Regions from separate parts of the Homo sapiens genome. Here region 2 is linked to region 1. A link is a loop called in an ENCODE intact Hi-C map of the cell type or tissue named here. Cell type or tissue: heart left ventricle. All regions are shown on one strand. Each heading gives the region's core, and the rest is flanking DNA. Links, peaks and the distances in the headings are about the cores only. Region 1 overlaps PPM1H (protein phosphatase, Mg2+/Mn2+ dependent 1H). Region 2 overlaps PPM1H (protein phosphatase, Mg2+/Mn2+ dependent 1H).

Region 1 (2,910 bases), core at 172-2,671:
GACAGTTTCCATCCAAAGGCAAAGTGAATCTTAGAAACCGGGAAAAAAAGACTCTAAAAGATGACATTTAAAATATAATAGTAAGATCTAACCAAACATCAGACTCTTCTTGTGTTGCCTTAAAGGACACACACACACACACACACACACACACACACACACACACGCTTTCTCTCTCTTTCATGTAGTGAGGGGGGAAGAGCTGGCTGCCTGCTGTAAGGCCGCTTGAAGGTTCAGAAAGCAGCCTCCATTTACTGAGCACTGTGGTTAGACTTGGGGCCTGATTCCTTTGGAAATACAGATGGCTGGCAGAAAAAAAGGAAGCACGAGGTGGTTGCCAATCCTGCATTGCTTTTTGCAGGAAGGTCTCAGGAGAGTGGGTGTGGGGAGAGGGGAGTCAAGGGAGAGCCTCTGTGGATTCCAGAATTGCTTAACTGGGGTCATGCCAAGCTCTTAAAAGCCACAAGTAGCATTTGGGCTCCAGGCTTATGTCTGTTCCTGTCCAGCCAGGCCTGGGTGGTGTTTCATCCCAGGCCTCCTGAGATTTAAGCTACTGCTGAGATTTTGTTATAGAAAGGCAAGAAGGGGGACCGAAGATGTTTCTGTGCTCCGGCCTCCTCCCAAACCCAACCAGCCCCTGTGGAATGTGCCTCTGCCGGGCTAGGACTTGGTTTCTAATGAGAAGAAAACAAGGCTGCCTGTGGCTTTCTCCTCCCTCCTGGAGGGGCACTGAGCTCCCAGCTAAGGAAAAAAAAAAAAAAAAAGGGCTCCTTTTATGACTATTTCAATCTAACCCAGCTATACCTTCTTTAGATTATTATCTCTGAGGCATCCTTCTGAGTATCTGAGTCCTCATTTTAGAGGAGAACAATGGACTGTTCTGGATAAAGTTGCACGGGTATGCTCCTTCATGCTTACAGTAGAAAAAGTATGAATTAGGTGGCTTGATTGCTCAGCAGGAAGTGGTTTTTCCTACGGGGATGTGCTGTGTCTTCCTGCTTACGGTTGCCTGTTAGCTCTACATCTGCATGGAAGAAAGAATGAGGCTCCGAAGACCTTAATAGCCACAACTGATGGCCAAATAGCACCTTATCCTTCACAAAGGATGTTCCCAGACATGTTTGCCCTTAATCCTTGCAACCATCCTATGAAGTGTCCAGTTGAAGAGGCAGATTCAGTGAGGTCTGAGGGATTTTCCCAGGTTCATACAGCCAGTTCACATGACGATTGAGATGTGACTTCAGAACCTCTGACCCCAAGCCTGGTGTGCTTTAATACCACAGTGGGCTCTGCCAGGAGGGAAGAGAGACTCCAGGAAGGAAGATCCCCAGGGGAGAAGAGGCAGCCAAGGCAATGTCTAGAGATTAGTGGAAGAATGTGACTCACTGGTGTGTGTCATTGGAGCTGCACAAGTGAATTGTTGAGATTATGCTGTCCCCGAAGGGAGCATAATAGGGTCCCCTGTTATACCCCCCGGAGGGGATCACGTTCCTCTCGTTCCTCTTAAATGACTTTGAAGTCTTGCTAAGGGAATTAAGACTTAGGGAAACAAGTGGTATTTCTCTCTCTCTCTCTCTCTCTCTCTCTCTCTCTCTCTGTAGCTCAAGGTCATGACTTAGAAGAGAAGGGAGATCGTGGGAAGTGATTTATGTTGATGATGCCAAAGTGTGAACTCTAGGTTCCTGGCCCATGGGTTAAGCAATCAGAGTAGGGGCTCTTCCTGGAAATGGAGGAATCCAGCAAAGACTAGGAAGAACTTTAAAGGAGGAACTTGCCTTTAAACCAAGTTAGAAAATTGTCTTGGTAACACCATATACACTGGTGAATAGCTGTGGCAAAAAAACTGCCATTCTGACGTGGTACTAAGGAACTGAGAAAGGAATAGACGAGAGAATCATAAATGTTATTTTTTATGATTTTATAACTATTTGTATATATACTAATAATAAAGGGGAACTTGAAATTTTAATATAAGTAGGTAAACATATGTCAGAGGTATCACCAATGGGAACCCAGCCATGAATATTAGCCATAGAAAAGCTAGCTATTAAGGCAGAGTGAATGGGGGATATCTTTAGAGGGAAACTGACATGCTAAGGGAGAGATACCAGCCTTTGTTCATTCATTCATCCATTTAGCTTGTGTCTACTTTATGTCTACCATGTGCTTGCACAATTGTAGATACAAAGATAGACAGGTAAATAGGAAGAAAGTCTGTGCCTTTATGGAGTTAATGTGCAGGATGTTGGGACAGAAGGTAAACAAATTAATAAGAGCATTTCAGATTGTGCTTGAAGCACTGAAGCAGGATGAGCAGGAGCAGAGAACGCCAGACTTGTAGATGAGTGGTCAGGGGAGGCCTTTCCAAGTGATGTCCAGGAGCCAGCATGGCAGGATCAAAGGGAAGAATGGCCCAGACAGAAGGAATGACCAGGCCCCCTGGTGTGTCAAAAAAAAAAAACAAACAAACAAGAAAGCCATTGTTACAAGGCGTAGCAGAGTGATCGACGATGTCAGAGTGCAAAGGCCAGATCATGGAGGGCCTCATCATTGGATTGTATTTTAAGATGACGGGAATTCAGTGGAGAACTTTAAGGTGGAGAGTGATGCTTGTGGATTAAAAGAGAAATGTGGGAGATTTGCTAGCAGGCCTCCCAGCTATGAGGACAGTGTGAGCAAAGCTTTACTGAAGGGATGTATAAAATTGCCACAAAGACAAAGTATGTTTATGGTGGAGAAGTCCTATAACTGCTGCTCATTAGGGTAAAAGGGCTTCGGTGTGGCTGCATGGGCATCTCAAATTCAGATGTTCATAGAGAATGTCTGAGCCTGTAAGGACAGCACCTAGCCCACTAGGGCAAAGGTGGGAAAGGGGTGCTTGTGAGTGAGCATCAGCCGGAACAGCATAGT
Region 2 (2,910 bases), core at 130-2,629, 59 kb before region 1:
TGACCTGCTTTGTCAAGTTGTGAACAATTAGTCTCACAGCTGAAAAGCAACTGCTGCATGCAAAGCAGGTGATCTGAAATCAGGACCTCTGCTCCTGATGCCCGCTCCCACTCATGCACATTTACCCTATCTGGATTTGGTGCTCAGCCCTGACTGATGATCTTCATAGCATGGTGTGCGGTTGATGGCCATGGTTTATAGAGGGGAGGGAGCCGAGGCTTGGAGGGGCTCAACAGCCAGTCCAGGGTTACAGGGGACAAGTGGAAAGGCCAGCACTCAACCCCGGTCCGCCTGATTCCACCCAAACAGCCCAGTGTGGGCAGGCAAGAGATGACCTTGGATGGATTCACAGACCTGAAAAGACCATTTGCTTGATCTGGGAGGTAGCACATATTGGGAGCCAGGTAAATCTGCTTCTCGGTCCCTGCTTGGGGACTTCGGGACCATCACTTAAAAACTCTTCTTGCCTCCTTGGGTTGTTGAAGAGAAATTAGACACAGTACCTGCTTCTTGGCAGGTGCTTTGGAAAAAAAAATAGTTTCTTTCCTTTCAATAAGAGGAAGGATTGAATCATGCACAGTTCTTCAGGTCCAAAGGCATTTCAGCCTCCTCCAGGTTTCCCTGCCAGCCTCTCCCTTCTCGGTCATCAATGAGGTGTTCTTTATTTCTTAACCGGTATTGCCCCTATTTTTAGCTTATTTCATCACATGTTCCTCTGTCATGCTAGATCCCTATTGATTTCAGTAGGGATGACACCACGTTCAAGAACCTGAAGAAGAGACCCAAAGCCAACAAACAAGGCACAAGGTTTTATTATGGGGAACTTACACACAGAAATGGCCCAGTGGTGGCAGGCTGGACAGAGCTGCAACTGCTTGTAAAAAGGATGCAGATTGTATAGCATCTTCACTTAGCATCCTCCCCCTAGCACCCTCCACATGGCAACCCTCATTTCTTGAGTTACTGCTGTCAGGTGTGTCTGCTATAAGGATCATTTTCGGGGTATGCATAAGTTACTGCTGTCAGGCGCATCTACCATGCCTCTTCTGAGCCTCCAACAGAGTCTACAATTGAATGAAAAGCCAAGCTTGGAGGAAGGCGAGCTTCTGAAGTTTCCTGTCCTGCTCTGTGGCTTTCTGAGCATGGGGCTGCTCCTTGGCTATCTGGAGTTCCCAGAGGAAGATCAGGAAGGCCTTTGCTGAGGCCTCTGACGCTCATGGCCAGGCACTGCTACAGACTCCATGGCAGTGAGCCCCCTCTGGACAAGCACACATCAGGTGTGGTCACCACAGGGTCTAATCACAGAGCTTTGTGCACACTCACCTGACCACCTGTGCAAGACAGAAACCTCTCTAAGGAACTCCTAAAATGGGCCATACGTAGTTAGGGGTTAACCCAAAGGCAAACTTGGGGCTTGGCAGATTCTCTAAAACAGGGACTCCCAAGTTGTTGGCACACAGCAAGGCAGTGCTACCAAGACAGGAGCTGCAGACGGAGCACTGACTGGGCCTGTGCTGGGAGACCCTCTGCCTGGCTGTGGGTCTCTGGTCTTAGGCCACAGATGGCAGGTCCTGAGAGTGGGAAGAGCCGCTTCTGGGAGCCACGTCCATTTCCCTCACACCAGTCTGCAGAGGTCAGTCTTCATGTCTAAGCCTTCCAGCTCCTTGCTGTGTCATTCCCCATGGGTAAAATTAAGGCAGATCATGCCCCCATGAGTGCTGTGGCCTAGAATGACTCTTACCGCAGCCTATTTATTACACTAAGCCAGCCAGCTCCACTGTGTGGACTCCCTAAACTCTTGCAAAACGCTCCTATAAGTGGCTACCTTTTATAGAGATTCTCAGTACCCTTCTCCATCCCTTTTTTTATGGGGAAATGAGGGCCTATAAGGCTGGGGCAATGAGAAGCACTAAACAGGCCTATCTCCACCTGGTGTTTTGTGGTAGAGATCTCTACCTTAGTACAAAACATAGACCAATTTTAGCAGGAAAATTCAAGGATTTTTTACACAGTTTTTGCTGTAGATATATGTCATGTTTCTTGTAGAAAATATAAACAGGCAAAAAAGAAAAATTGCCTATAATCTCCTCCCCTCCCCAACCACTGTTACCAATTAGGGGTATATCTTTCCAGCCTTTTTTCATACATAATCCCATTTGCCCCCCAGGGAAATTACACTCTGCATACAGGTTTGAAACAGCTTTTCCCCTTCCTCCTCAAATACAGAGTAATGGAAAATAATCTAAACATTTCTTAATGCTTCCAAATAATGGATATGAACTTCTGATCCCTTATTCCTCCGTAACTGTGGAGTCCTTAGGACCTTACTTTATAGTATTAATATTTATTGTTGGCTGTAGTCTTCTTTGAGATTACGGCTTTTTATTTAGTTTTTTTCTAAAGCCTCCTGTGTTGTGGTTTTGTTATCTCTTGCTGCTGTCAAGGAGCCTGCATGAAACAGAATTCCTTCTCCTTTCTGGATTAGTCCTTATCTTTTTTGACTTGAAAATCATGTACACCCTGGTGTTTGCACTGTATGTAAACTGAAAGTAAACAACATCTAAGTTAGGGACAGAAGGTCACAAGTACTTAAGGTTTTTCCCGGAGCAGAGTATGACTGGTGTGTGGTTAGAATGTAATCTTTAACCTGGGACTCAGTGCTTACCCTTCAGAGCTAGTCTAGGTCATTTGGCCATTTACTCACCTTTTATAGGAAAAGTTATTTTTCTTTAGTCATTCTGGGAATTGGCCTAACTATTAGGATGACATTTAAGTCGCTCCAGGTTAAATTGTAGGACAGAGTTAGATATTGGAATTCCTGTATATATTTAGTGGGGTCTGATGAGAAAGAGCCTAAACACTGGCTGATTTGGGAAAGGTCTGATAGAGAAAAAGGCACATGTACCCTGA

What was found. A loop is a pair of places that touch in the nucleus more often than their neighbours do. Peaks named below come from ENCODE experiments on the same cell type or tissue, not always from the same donor. Only the 100,000 strongest peaks of a DNase experiment are listed, where the experiment ranks them.
Region 2: it touches region 1 in a loop (2.2-fold over the local background); 2 of 110 quality-filtered maps call a loop at or near these places.

The regions. Positions count from the first base shown.
Region 1 is chr12:62,701,232-62,704,141 of GRCh38, reverse strand. The region is part of intron 6 of PPM1H (protein phosphatase, Mg2+/Mn2+ dependent 1H); the gene reads left to right. Among named protein-coding and RNA genes, the nearest start is that of MIRLET7I, 99 kb to the right of the region's middle. RefSeq lists enhancers at 1-325, 1,534-2,137. In heart left ventricle, for the core only: no CTCF peak of the experiment used is centred there; no DNase peak of the experiment used is centred there; H3K27ac peaks cover 1,754 bases.
Region 2 is chr12:62,760,607-62,763,516 of GRCh38, reverse strand. The region is part of intron 4 of PPM1H (protein phosphatase, Mg2+/Mn2+ dependent 1H); the gene reads left to right. Among named protein-coding and RNA genes, the nearest start is that of MIRLET7I, 160 kb to the right of the region's middle. In heart left ventricle, for the core only: no CTCF peak of the experiment used is centred there; a DNase peak (open chromatin) is centred at 1,524.